2 separate regions of the Homo sapiens genome follow, and region 1 is linked to region 2. The links are chromatin contacts, found by Hi-C or POLR2A ChIA-PET in ENCODE. All regions are on one chromosome and are shown on one strand. The core of a region is the stretch at or near the end of the contact, and the rest is flanking DNA. Distances in the headings are between cores, read along the strand shown. Region 1 has its middle 51 kb from the start of ARHGEF3-AS1. Region 2 has its middle 10 kb from the start of TASOR.

Region 1 (7,244 bases), core at 464-2,963, 190 kb after region 2:
AGTGGCAGCTCCTGTTATGAATTGCCCAGACCATAGGCTACACCGATACATGCTGCAACCTGGTATTACCAGATTATTGAGTTTTATGGTGCTACAGTTCCATTCCTTGAGCTCAATGATTTTGTCAACCTGACATGTTGACAGTAGCCTAGATGCACATTGATGCAGGAAAGTGAATAATAAGAGAAGCTCCTCTCCTCACAGGCATGCAGCCCTCTCCAGACCAATTCAACACACTACCCAGCTTTGGAGCCAAGCCTCATGAGTTCCCCCAACCCAGTTCCTGCCAGATACTGCCACCTGCTCCAAGTGTCAAATCCAGAAGACAAATGGCCTCCAATGGTCTTTTTAATTCAGCCATAGACAGTCAATCTGGGATAGAATGATCTCCTTAAGGAACCCACATGTTTTATAAAATAAAAACTGCATGAATTATGAAAATGAATTTTCTTTTCAATTTTCTTACATAGGGAGGTGACTGACCACTGCCAGCAACAAAAAAGTAGCCTGAAGTTTAAACTCTGGGCTCAGAACGAAAATTTCACAAACCATCACTAAGTCACTTGTTCATTTGCTCTGTGTTCACTGAGCACTTTTGACACGCAAAACCCCATTCTGGGTCCTTGGATATAGCAGTGAATGAGCCAGGCATGTTCCCTGCCCACTAGTTTGGAGTAAAAATAAAACAAAGTAATTACAGATTGTGATCTCTGTCATGAATGAGTCAGATAAGGTGCTAAGACAGAGGCTAGCAGGGCAGACCCATTTTAGAAAGATAATTTTATTTAATTGTTTTCTGGGTTTTGGTTGACCTTTTCATGAGACATAAGCCCATGAAGGCAGGACTTGGTCAGTCATGCTCACAGTCCCAGAGCCTGGGACAATCCCTGGTACACAGCCAGCTTCCCTTAAAATAGGATTTCTGGATTTTGTTGATCCTCTTGGTCCTCCTCCCTTTGCTTGTCTTCTTCACTAATTGCCCAACTCGAGAGGGCCACAGGAAGAGAGAACAGAAAGGACCTGGTGAAGAAGGGCGTACAGATGGAAACACCACATAAAGACATTTCACGCTCTACCCAGGAACTGGGATTTCTAGAATATTGGGGTGTTGACCTCATGCCAGTGATCTACAGAGTAGCTCATGGAAGAAATCACCAGTTGGAAATAAGCCACGGAAACATAAACAAATGAGCATCTCAGAAAGCAGAGAGTGCAACAGGACACGGCACTCACTTTGAACTTCACTGGAGCTACTACTACTAATAATTCACACTGATAATAATGAAAGCTTTAGCCTATTGAACGCTCACTACATGTCAGGCACAGAGCTAAATCCTTATATGCATGATCTCATTTGATCCTCATAACTACCCCATGAGGTAGGTGGATAATGGTTATCATCTCCATTCTACAGAGTAGGAGATGAAGGCTCAAAAAGGGGCAGGAATTTGTCCAGGGTTTCATGATTAGCAAGTGGCAGAGCCTGGATTCAAATCCAGGTCTTTCCTACTTCAAACTATGTGCTTCCCCACCATGCTGTCCCGTCCCAGAGTCTGGGATGGCACATCAGACCTGCACAGAAGGTCTAGGAAGGTGTTGAGCATGAGGAATATGGCAAGAAAATAACCTTTATTCTACTAGAGAGACTGGTCTTCAAGACCACAGCACACACTGTCTAGACCAAATCAATTTTGTGGTCCTTTCTAGTTTTAAGAGCTATCAGTGTCTGCTATCAGGTAGCAGGCATTGGTGGCAAGCACTGGTGGCAAATAGGTTACGTCTCACTTGCCATCCAGAATGTCTGGTAGTGTTTGTTTGGAGCACTGTATTGAGAAGGACTGCACAGCATAGCAAGCCAGAGAATGCTGTGATCACAATTAGCAACATGTGCTGGGGAACGAATTGGGGCACAGCAGCAAGGGCGTCCCGCTGCCTAGAATAACCCCATTTCCTTCTTGAGTTCTGCTTCTCCTGCCTTGGGAGGCTACAGTATTATACCTGGGATCTTGGGAGGTATCAGGAGGAGGCTGAGACTCTGGGATGTTATCTGTAGAGTAGAAATAATGCCTTCCAGGTTAGGGTGTTGTGAGGATCATAGATGTTGGGTGACAAGACCTGGCACATAGTAAGTGCACAGTAAGTGGCAGCTCCTGTTATGAATTGCCCACAGGAAGTAAAAAATGCCATTTTACTTCCTCTGCATAAAAAACCACTGATCAGTTACCTGGGGGCGTTCCCAGGCAGGAAGGGCACTGTGTGTGAACTGTGCATTTGCACACTTGGTCTGACAGGTTCCCAGCCAATTTGAGGAGCCAAGGACCCACCCTGTTATTCTTGTCAAATTTACTGAAGCAAAGGCACAGTCCACTTCCCTTTCAACCATGAAAACAAAGCACCTTCGGTGAGCCCAATAATTGTGCTGTAGTCTCTGCACTCTGATTTCAGCACATAACTTTAACCCCTCAGTGCCCTGTGCTGAGCAGTAGGTCAGTGAATAATTTCTAAATGGGTGACTAAAAGAAAGAATGAATAAAGGAGGCCAGTGTTTTTGAGGTGACACCTTTCCCTTTCATTAACCACCTGGTGGCAAAAGGGCAGCCAAAATTAAATCAAAAACCTCAAAAGTGAAGGTCATTGAAGGCTTAAATTCTTCAACCTCAAATCTCCTTGGAGAAAAAACCTGCCCATTCAAGCTAAGATTCTTGTTTTTCAAATAAGAGCTTTTTTTTTTTTTTTTCTTACCAGCAGGGGCATTTATTTTCCTTAAAATGCACAGACATGTTAAAAGAAATTACAGTTGTTTAGACATTGGTCCAAGTGGGACATTGGCCATTTCCACTCCTACGAAAAGGAATGTCAGATCTGTTCAAGGGTGAGGCACATCCCTGACCAACGAATCTATCCATGTACTGCCCTGGGCGACAGTCTGGGGACTCAGTCTCTGTGCTTTAAGAGCAAGTAATCCAAGATTGATAACACCTCAGATGGAAAGGGAACATCCAGCTGAACCAAACCCTAAATGAACTTAATGGGCACCTGACCCCTTTGTCTCAATGCCACGTGCCTATATGGGGGTGGGGAGAAAGGCAGTTACAGAGGAGAATTTGTGGGCACAATAGACCTGCATGTAGTCTCTAAGTCCTTAGCCCTGCAGGTTATATATTTGCTATAGACCACTTTCTAGAAGTGCTCAAGTGCTGAAAAAACCCTACCACTGCTTCTTAAAAAAGCAACCAGGGGCCAGGCATGGTGGCTCACGCCTGTAATTCCAGCACATTGGGAGGCCGAGGCAGTTGGATCACCTGCGGTCAGGAGTTCCAGACCAGCCTGGCCAATATGGTGAAACCCCGTCTCTACTAAAAATGTAAAAATTAGCTGGGCATGATTGTGTGCACCTGTAATCTCAGCTACTTGGGAGGCTGAGGCAGGAGAATCGCTTGAACCTGGGAGACGGAGGTTGCGGTGAGCCGAGATCGCACCATTGCACTCCAGCCTGGGCAATAAGAACGAAACTCCATCTCAAAAAAAAACAAAAACAAAAACAAAAAACAAAAATGACCAGGGGGTCCCTTTGCTAATTTGCAATAGAGCAAAGTCCTGTGCATATTCCAATGGGAGGTCTCATGGAGATATGGGTATTCCTGGAAGGATCAAGTGAACATTGCCAGAGACTCGTTACTGCCTCTGCTTGAGAGATCCTGCTAGCTTGACCTTCACCTGAACCTTTCGACCCACTTTCACAAACATTATTGTTTCCAGGACACTCTGTGGCTATCTCTTTTTAGGGTTGGCTACCTTCTGATATCACAAGGCAGACATCTGAATCTCATCGGTAAATAACCCATGAACAAACTGCCTTTTCGGTTGTCCTGGGGAAGATTCTCTGTGAAAAGCACTGATCCTATCCTTACCCGACAACAGATTCTCAGAAGAGCTGGCCGTGGTCCAAGCCTGAATAGCGTGTCCTTACCTGGCTTAACTTCCATCCTCTCCAGACCTCCTTTGAGGTTTTGAGAAAATCACCAGGTGCCTTCCAATACAAAAGTGGAGGGAAACAGACGCTGGAATTGGGCACCTACTATGAGCCAAGGACTATGCTCTCAGTTTAATGGATTGTGCCATTTAAGCTTCTCCTCAGCCCGGTTTAAGTAAGCCTTGTGGTGTTCATTTTAACAGAGAGGAACGCTGAAGCTCAGGAAGGTTTTAGTAACTTGCTCAAGGTCACAAAGTGAGTGAGTGCTGGAGAGAGGATTTTCTGGAGGCCACCCTGACTGCCAAACCACTGACCTCTCTGCATATGATGCTATTTCTCTTTGTACATTGTTTAAAAACAATCTGCGTTTCCTTTAAATTAATACATACAAATAAGGTAAAATACATTTAAATATTTGTTTCATGGCTGGGCGCAGTGGCTCATGCTTGTAATCCCAGCACTTTGGGAGGCCGAGATGGGCGGATCACCTGAGGTCAGGAGTTTGAGACCAGCCTGGCCAACATGGTGAAACCTCATCTCTACTAAAAATACAAAAATTAGCTGAGCGTGGTAGCGTGCGCCTGTAATCATAGCTATCCAGAAGGCTGAGGCAGGAGAATCGCTGGAACCCAGGAGGCAGAGGCTGCAGTGAGCCAAGGTCGCACCACTGCACTCCAGCCTGGGTGACAGAGCAAGACTCCTTCTCAATAAATAAATAAATAAATACATAAATAATTGTTTAAAATCATATGTGTTTTAAAACAATATAAAAAGACCCACAAGGCATTTACCTACATACCTCAAAGAAACTAAGAGCATAAATGAGACAGTTCAAAATGCAGCTCCACCTTTGCTACTTGGTGTGACCTTGGGCAAATTACTTCTCTATTCCTTCATTCACTCAACAAATATTTACTGAGCATTTACTATGTGCCAGGCAGGTTCTAAGTGTATGGGATACGTCAGTGTCTATAAAGCAGTTCTATAAGCTTTGGTTTTCTCCATCATGGGGTTATTTCAAGTATTAAAAGAAATAAAATATTTCGAACAGAGCCAGACATATGGCAAGAGATTTGAAAAATGTAATTATTATTGCTACTGCGGTTATTACCGTAATTACTATTACTACTGCTGTCACTGCTGGCATAATTATTTTGTTGTTATTTGATGTTGAGAGTCAGGCAGGGAGGGTATTAGAGATGGCAGGATCCTGCAGAATGATGGGCAGGAGACCTGGTACGCTGCCTGACTCTTTCTAACTACCCAGGTCCCAGAGGACTATCCACAAACACTCTCAGGATACCTTCAGTCACATTTGCACTGTGTCGTTCCCACTTCTTTCACAGAGACAAGGGCTACTGCAAGCCTGACTTAATTTTAAATGGCCAAGATTGAACTGATTAGTGTCAGAACAACCCTGTTATTTAATCACTGGGCTTTTCTATTTAATAACCAGGTGACCAGAGCAGCAAAAACGTACTGATTGAGAGAGTGCAGCTCCTGACTTGGCAGCAAATAGTCCCTGATTAGTCATTTGTAATTATTAAATTCAAACCAGATCTCGAACCTTTTTGATTTATCTCTTTGCTGGCAAACAACTTTGGTGGTTTCAGAGGCTTTGATGCCTTGCCTTTCATCTGCTCTTTCTTTGCGGAAAGATTAGCAAAAGGATTTTGTGTTCTTGTACTTGCCCTTAGCTGGAACTTGACTTGCTAAATTCACGTTTTAGCAGGGAGAGGATCCACATTTTGTTCTTCTCCAGTCTGAAGCTCCAGAAGTGAATGAGAGAATTGAAAGAAGGAGCACCAACTCCATTTTTAAAAAGTAAAAAAAAAAAAAAAAAATAGAGACGAGATCTCCCTATGTCTTGCAGGCTGGTCTCAAACTTCTGAGCTCAAGCAATCCTCTCGCCTCCACCTCCCAATGTGCTGGGATTACAGGTGTGACCCACCGTGCCTGGCCCCTACTCCATTTTTAGTACACTGCTTTTTTTTTTTTTTTCCTTTTCCTTATTTTTAAAACATCCTCCTTTTTCTAGGATCCAGGAACCCCAGTCCTTTTTTCTAGGCTGTCTTCAGTGTGCTGACAGGGTGGAGAAATGGGAAATCATGATGTTTTCAGAGCTACGGGGAACTAAATTTTAACAAATATAATATGCAATTATGTGCTCAGATACCACTAACTATAGGTTGAAGATGTTAGGTAGACTCTAAAGTCAGTGTTTGTGAGTTTACATCTTAGTTAAGCCATTTATTTGTTGTGGAACCTTAAGCGCATCATTTTACCTCTCTGCACCTTAGTTTCCTCACCTATAAAATGGGGACACGAATAGTACCTCCCTCCTAAGGTTACTGTGAAAGTTAAATAGATCAGTGTGGGTAAAGAGCTTAGCACAATGCGTGGCCCTCAGCAACTACTCAAATATTAACTATTAATGGTAATAGTAGCAACAGCAGCAGTAACAGCAAGTAAGTACAGGCACCGGGGGGAAAATCATGGGGAAAATACTTAAAATGTCTAAAAGTCTACTCATTAATTTGACGTTGGCAAACTAGGAAAAGCCCCTATTATATGATCTTAGCCATGGAACACCTGGCCCTTAACTTGTTTGGAGGTACAGATGAGACAGTCTTAGCCAAGGAAAGATCCTCTTCTCCCACGGGAGGGAAGACATGTCCAACCAAACAAGTGGGAGGAGGGAGGAGACCTAGCCAGCCTGACAGTGCCACCACCAACCCTGATGGCTAACAAGCAGCAGGATTCACTCTGTCATTCAACAAACATTTACAAACTGCTTTTCCCTCCAAAACACTCAAGGCCAGGGGAGCAGGAGAAAAGACAGAAAACTCATCTATCCAGGATAGAGGGCTGCCAAATATATTTTCCAGAAAAATTGTCCCAGAAAAAAAAAATACGGGCATCGATCTAAGGTGGGAGAAGGAGTCCATATTCACAAGGATTTTCAACAGTGGATGTGACGCAAAGCACAAAATTGCATTAACCAGAGCACTTTTACTAGGCCTTCTAAATTACTGTAATTATTATTTTCTACTGGTTCTCAGGTACACCAGATTGGACTCACTGCAATCCTTGGTTCATAATATGCTATGGTGCTTCCTTGGCCCTCCTTTATATGTTTATTCACTTATTTTTTAAACACTATAACAAAATCCTACTTATTAAAATTCTTCACTGATGCAATGATTTGAAGCCATTATCAACAAAAAATATTATCTATATATATGCAGTTTAGGGAATGTCCAAATCATTG
Region 2 (7,071 bases), core at 4,059-6,558:
AGTGCAATGACACAATCTCGGCTCACTACAACCTCCACCTCCCAGGTTCAAGCAATTCTTCTGCCTTGGGCTCCCGAGTAGGTGGGATTACAGGCACACGCCACCAGGCCCAGCTAATTTTTGTATTTTTAGTAGAGACGGGGTTTCACCATGATGGCCAGGCTGGTCTTGAACTCCTGACATCAGGTGATCTGCCTGCCTCGGCCTCCCAAAGTGCTGGGATTACAGGCGTGCACCACTGCGCCCAGCCATGCCTGGCATTTTCTAAGTGCTTGCCTGGCATTTTCTAAGTGCTGTGTGTGTGTGTGTGTGTGTGTGTGTGTGTGTGTGTGTGTGTTTTTGAGACGGAATCTCGCTCTGTCGCCCAGGCTGGAGTGCAGCAGCGCGATCTCACCTCACTGCAACCTCTTGCCTCCCAGGCTCAAGCGATTCTGCTGCCTGCCTCAACCTCCCAAGTAGCTGGGACTACAGGCGCGATGCCATCACACCCGGCTATTTTTTTGTGTTTTTAGTAGAGATGGGGTTTCACCATGTTAGCCAGGATGGTCTCGATCTCCTGACCTCGTGATCTGCCTACCTCGGCCTCCCAAAGTGCTGGGATTACAGGTGTGAGTCACCGCGCCCGGCCAGTGCTTTGTATATTTTAACTCATTTGATTTTCACAACAACGCTATGAGGTAAGTACTCACATTATTCCCATTTTTCTAATAAAGAAGCTCATTAGGTGCTAAGTGTTTAAAAAAAAAACTGGCTGGGTGCAGTGGCTCACATCTGTAATCCCAGCACTTTGGGAGGCCAAAGGCAGGTGGATCACAAGGTCAGGAGTTCAAGACCAGCCTCGCCAACATAGTGAAACCCCATCTCTACTAAAAATACAAAAATTAGCCAGGCATGGTGGTGCACGCCTGTAATCCCAGCTACTCGGGAGGCTGAGGCAGGAGAATTGCTTGAACCCAGGAGGCAGAGATGGCAGTGAGCCAAGATCACACCACTACACGCCAGCCTGGGTGACAGAGAAAGACTCCATCTCAAAAAAAAAAAAAAACAAAAAAAAAAACGAAAAACAAAAAACAAGGCGCAGAACAGGATGAATAGAGGGTTAGTATTTATATCAAAAAATGGGAAATACAGTGAAATATATACAAATATTTACATCTATTTGCATAAAACTTTACTGGAAGTCTACATAAGTAGCTAGCAATATTGATTGCCTATGGAAAGGGAACAGGGGCTAGAAGATAGAGATGGGAGAGACTTTTCCCTCTATGTCCTTTCATACTTTTCATGTAAAAGACAGGTTAAAAAAAAATATATATATATATATATTCTTTTTTTTTTTTTTGAGACAGGGTCTCCCTCTGTCATGTCATGGCTCACCCAGCCTTGACCTCGTGGGCTCCAATGATCCTCCTGCCACAGCCTCCGAGTAGCTGGGACTACAGGTGTGTACCACCATACCTGGCTAATTTTCTTATTTTTTGTAGATATTGGGGTCTTACTGTGTTGCCCAGACTGGTCTCAAACTCCTAGGCTCAAGCAATCCTCCTGCCTCAGCATCCCAAAGTGCTAGGATTATAGGCATAAGCCACCATGCTTGGCCAAAAGATGTGATTTTTGATGCTCACATATATCTTGAGCCTTGTAGGTCACACAGCTAGGAGGCTTTTTGTTTTTTAACATTTTCATTTAAAGACAGTAGTAAAGATAATAAAGTCCAGTCAACAAAAAAGTACCACTAACATCTAATTCATAGAACTTTAAGGATCTTAATTAGTTTGATTCATTTTATGGATGAAGAAAATATTACAAGGTTACAACTCCACTGTCCATTCAGATGCATTAAAAAATGTGAAATTGTCATTCCCTCCATATATTGAGCAACAATAATTCTACTTCCAAGGAGTCATCCTCTTTCCCCAAAGGGTTTTTCTGGTTACTCATTGAGCAAATATTTCTTAGGTGTGTCCTAGTGAGAGGTGACAGCGTGCTAGCAGTCCTCACAGCCCTCACTGGCTCTGGGCGCCTCCTCTGCCTGGGCTCCCAATTTGGCGGCACTTGAGGAGTCCTTCAGCCCACCGCTGCACTGTGGGAGCCCCTTTCTGGGCTGGCCAAGGCCAGAGCCAGCTCCCTCAGCTTGCAGGGAGGTGTGGAGGGAGAGCCGCAAGCGGGAACCCGGGCTGCCCGCGGCGCTTGCTGGCCAGCTGGAGTTCCGTGTGGGCGCGGGCTTGGCGGCCCCACACTCGGAGCAGCCGGCCGGCCCTGCCGGCCCCGGGCAATGAGGGGCTTAGCACCCGGGCCAGTGGCTGCGGAGGGTGTAGTGGGTCCCCCAGCAGTGCCAGCCCACCGGCGATGCGCTCGATTTCTCACCCGGCCTTAGCTGCCTTCCCACGGGGCAGGACTCAGGACCTGCAGCCCGCCATGCCTGAGCCTCCCACCCCCTCCATGGGCTCCTGTGCTGACCCGAGCCTCCCCGATGAGCGCCGCCCCCTGCTCCACGGCGCCCAGTTCCATCGACCACCCAAGGGCTGAGGAGTGCGGGCGCAAGGGGCGGGACTGGCAGGCAGCTCCACCTGCAGCCCCAGTGCGGGATCCACTGGGTGAAGCCAGCTGGGCTCCTGAGTCTGGTGGGGACGTGGAGAACCTTTATGTCTAGCTCAGGGATTGTAAATACACCAATCGGCACTCTGTATCTAGCTCAAGGTTTGTAAACACACCAATCAGCACCCTGTGTCTAGCTCAGGGTTTGTGAATGCACCAATCGACACTCTGTATTTAGCTACTCTGGTGGGGCCTTGGAGAACCTTTGTGTCCACACTCTGTATCTAGCTAATCTAGTGGGGACGTGGAGGACCTCTGTGTCTAGCTCAGGGATTGTAAACGCACCAGTCAGCGCCCTGTCAAAACAGACCACTTGGCTCTACCAATCAGCAGGATGTGGGTGGGGCCAGATAAGAGAATAAAAGCAGGCTGCCCTAGCCAGCAGTGGCAACCTACTCGGGTCCCCTTCCACACTGTGGAAGCTTTGTTCTTTCGCTCTGCAATAAATCTTGCTACTGCTCACTCTTTGGGTCCACACTGCTTTTATGAGCTGTAACACTCACTGCGAAGGTCTGCAGCTTCACTCCTGAGCCAGCGAGACCATGAACCCACCAGAAGGAAAAAACTCCGAACACAGCCGAACATCAGAAGGAACAAACTCCAGACGTGCCACCTCAAGAGATGTAACACTCACCGCAAGGGTCCGCGGCTTCATTCTTGAAGTCAGTGAGACCAAGAACCCACCAATTCCGGACACACTAGGGAAGCCTGAAAAAGACCCTCTTAATTTGGCAAGAAACCATGTTGAAGTTGATTCCTGGTTAATGACTGGAAGAAAAACTTCCATGCAATGAGGAGAAGCAACAAAAGGGAGAAATTCAATTGAAAAAAAGAATATAGTTAGCAATGAACAAGAAGCAAGTGTCCTCTCACCAACACAGCTGACTCTGGTAACCACAAACCTCAGCTAAACCCAGAAGTCAAGAGCTGTCACTTAAGTTTTGTTTCATTTCTGAGTGAAACCCTTCTAAGACTTTATTACATGCAATGCCATGGATTAATGTCATAGACATAATGTTAAATGAAAGACGTACTGTATGATCCCATTTACATGATGTTCAAGGACAGACAAAAATAATCTATGGTAATAAAAGAATTGTGGTTCCCTTGTGGGGGTGAAGATGTACTGTATGATCCCATTTACATGACGTTCAAGGACAGACAAAAATAATCTATGGTAGTAAAGGAATTGTGGTTCCCTTTTTGGAGTGGGGGTGGTAGGTAATTGACTCAAAGGGGACATGAAGGAACTTTCTGGAATGATGGAAATGCTCTGTATCTTGATCTGGGTGGTAGTTATACAGACAGGGGCATACACATATAAGTATTCATTGAACTGTATGCATAGAGTTGCATTTTATTCTGTGATGTTATTCTTCAATTAAATAAACAAAAACAAAACTTTTCTATGGATTCTCATTATTCCAGGGACAAAGATAAGAATTCTTCATGTGGGCAATGGACCCTTACTGATTCTGACCTTTGCCTGCCTTTCCATCTTGCACTTCACTTCCCTAAGCTCCTCCTTGGTTCTTCCTATGTCTGGCACACTTGCCAAACTCCCTGGCCATGCAATCAACCTCAGCACATGATATGTTTCCTGTGTGGGATGTTATTCTTCCCCGTGCCACCCTCTTCTCCAGTTCCAGTAAGCTACTGCACTTCCTTTGGCTGAAGCTTCACTTCCCTGTGTGAACTTCTTTCATAATCGGCCCCCCATTCTAGGTCGAGTTCCCCATTGGATGCTCTTACAGAATTTTGCTCCTTTTACTCAGACCATTTACCTCCCAATTTCCTCAATTTGTAATTACTCCCTCATTTGTGGGACTATTTAATTAAATCTGTCTCTCTCACTACAGTCTGTGCCATACCATGGACTGAGGGTCAATGTCTGGGTTCTGCTTACCATGGTATCCCCAGGGCTCACCACAGTGCCTGGAACACAGTAAGTGTTTACTAAATATGTTTTTGGGCCGGGCGCAGTGGCTCACGCCTGTAATCCCAGCACTTTGGGAGGCCAAGGCAGGTGGATCACGAGGTCAGAAGATCAAGACCCTCCTGGCTAACAGGGTGAAACCCCATCTCTACTAAAAATACAAAAAAAAAAAAAAAAACTTAGCCAGGCGTGGTGGCGGGCACCTGTAGTCCCAGATACTTGGGAGGCTGAAGCAGGAGAATGGCGTGAACCTAGGAGGTGGAGCTTGCAGTGAGCTGAGGTCACGCCACTGCACTCCAGCCTGGGCGACAGAGCTAGACTTAAATAAATAAATAAATATGTTTTTGACTCCTGAGGATAAAGTGACTATCTGATATTCTCTGGCAGAAAAATTGTTGATGTCTCACATTACGTGATTTGGATTTATCCCCATTAAATGTTTGGTATATCTTGCTTTAAGCAAACTGAATCCATTATATGGAAATCTGTATTTATTCAAAATATAAATTAGAGTGCATGTACTCAAATGCCTGTTACGAGATTTATACAAGTTCCAGGTGTTTTTTACTGCATTTGAAAAATAGATGAGCTTCATTTGCCAAATTCAAGCCTAGTTGAAATCAATAGGGTTTAAGAATTGGAAGTGATGGTTTTCTTCTATCAGCTGACTGGCCAGTATAGACGCAGTTATAGAGTCATTTACACCACTGCCATTATCATCTGAACAAAGATCTAAATTTATACTAACTTCACGTTGTGGTTGGTGGAGCTCTGTAAGTAAGAAGGAGGCTGGTGCCAACAATCCAAGTTACACAAAGAGAAAAAAAATGCTCAAGAGGAAGTGGTACACTACAAAAGTGCAAACGTAGGTGGAATGTGTGAAAAAAAAAATTTTCAAATTAAAAGTGTCTTCGATTTTATGTTTTTATGATAAAAGAGGCCAAAAGAAAGTTGTCTGGAACTTCCTATTTTCAAGATAACCCATCTCAGCACTCAATTTGGAAGACAGTGAATAAGTTGGAGGAAAAGAAGTAACAATACAGAGAGAACATGTGAATAACACCTTGCAATTTACCAAATGCTTCACTTATTCTCTCAACCTGCTACCAGGCCCTAAGATGGGCTTCTGAGGTTACAGCTGTAAACAAGCAGATCCATCCTGACCCTGTTTGTTTTCTGATGCTTCTATACCCATTGCCTCATTTAATCTTCCCAGCATTGTCAGAGAAACATTGTTACATTTGTCAGATGAGGAAATGGTAACTTAACTGCCTTGCTCAAGGAAACATCACCAGTAAGTGAGGGAACAGGACTCAGATTTGCCTCCTAAATCTAATTGCAAACCCTTGCAACTACCCCAGTTCTACTTGCTTATAGGCCTCTGGGATGGCTACTTTGTTAATCAAGACTCTCAATGGAAATCAAGAAAAATTACAAAGTTACCCACTGGGCATTTTAATCATTCCTCTATGTATCATTTCTCTCCCTTGTTTTGTCCTTTCATTTTTCTGAGTGAACAGGAATATTCCCACCAACTCCCTTAAAAACACAAGTTTCTTCACTAATTTCTCGTAGCTCCTACAGATTTATATATGATTTCTGGGCAGACAGAAGTAATCAAAGTCATCCAATTTCTTTGGCTGACCAATAACTAAATTGAGAGCTGCTTCCCTTTTAAGTCACATGATTCAGGTTATTGTTTTATTATTTGGTGCTTCATAGTACCAGAAAGGTATTCAGACTTAATTTTGGACATTTTCTCCCCAGTCCATAAAAGCCTGGTAATAAAAAGATATTTGACATGACCTTTTGCTATATGGTTGGTGCTACAAAATGCTGATTTTAAGAGAAATTAGCAAAAGTACATCAACATATGAAGAGATGAACAAGATATCTTACATTTATACAATGGAATATTATTTGTCCATAAAAAGGAGTGAAGAACTGATACATCCTGCAACATGGATGAACCTGGAAAATACTGTGCTAAGAAAAAGAAGCCAGTCACAAAATGCTGCATATGGTATGATTCTGTTTATAGGAAATGTCCAGAACAGGGAAATCAATACAGACAGAAATTAGATCAGTGGTTTCCTAGGGCTAGGTTAATGAGGGAATTTGGGGATGATAGCTAAAGGGTACAGGTTCTTTTTAAGGTGATGAAAATGTAGTTGCATAATTCTGTGATTATCTTAAAGACGATTGAATTGTATGCTTTAAGTCAGTGAATTGTATGGTGCATGAATTATATCAATGAAACTTTTTTTTTTCATGTCTGACGGGTAATGTGCTGAAATTTATGAACTACCAAAGGATCTAAAACCGGTTTTTTATTATTTTTTATTTTTATTTATTTATTTAATTTTTTTGAGACGGAGTCTTGCTCTGTAGCCCAGGCTGGCATGATCACAGCTCACTGCAAACTTGAACTCCTAGCCTCAAGTGATCCTCCCACCTCGGCCACCCAAAGTGCTGGAATTACTTACAGGCGTGAACCCCCACACCCAGCCTTAAACTGTTTTTTAAAAAAGGAGGTT

The links. Hi-C counts contacts between places; a loop is a spot of excess contacts on that map. ChIA-PET counts read pairs that join two places held with the same protein, here RNA polymerase II (POLR2A). Pooled maps may share reads with other maps.
Region 1: a pooled map shows a loop between it and region 2 (2.4-fold over the local background). The contact joins two enhancer-like sites. A Hi-C loop is called at or near these places in 1 of 168 maps with a recorded cell type or tissue (PC-3) and 5 of 50 pooled maps. POLR2A ChIA-PET finds 5 or more read pairs at or near these places in 10 of 52 experiments (CD4-positive, alpha-beta T cell, CD8-positive, alpha-beta memory T cell, Panc1 and 6 more).

Annotation. Positions count from the first base shown.
Region 1 is chr3:56,885,383-56,892,626 of GRCh38, forward strand. It overlaps a transcript of ARHGEF3 not described here. Among named protein-coding and RNA genes, the nearest start is that of ARHGEF3-AS1, 51 kb to the right of the region's middle. RefSeq lists a silencer at 2,149-2,208. Within about 2 kb of position 1,714, at least 4 of the 41 ENCODE cell types and tissues checked have a DNase peak (open chromatin) inside an H3K27ac peak, as active enhancers do; they include CD4-positive, alpha-beta T cell, where a contact is called at or near this core.
Region 2 is chr3:56,689,728-56,696,798 of GRCh38, forward strand. No RefSeq gene overlaps it. Among named protein-coding and RNA genes, the nearest start is that of TASOR, 10 kb to the left of the region's middle. Within about 2 kb of position 5,309, at least 3 of the 41 ENCODE cell types and tissues checked have a DNase peak (open chromatin) inside an H3K27ac peak, as active enhancers do; they include CD4-positive, alpha-beta T cell, where a contact is called at or near this core.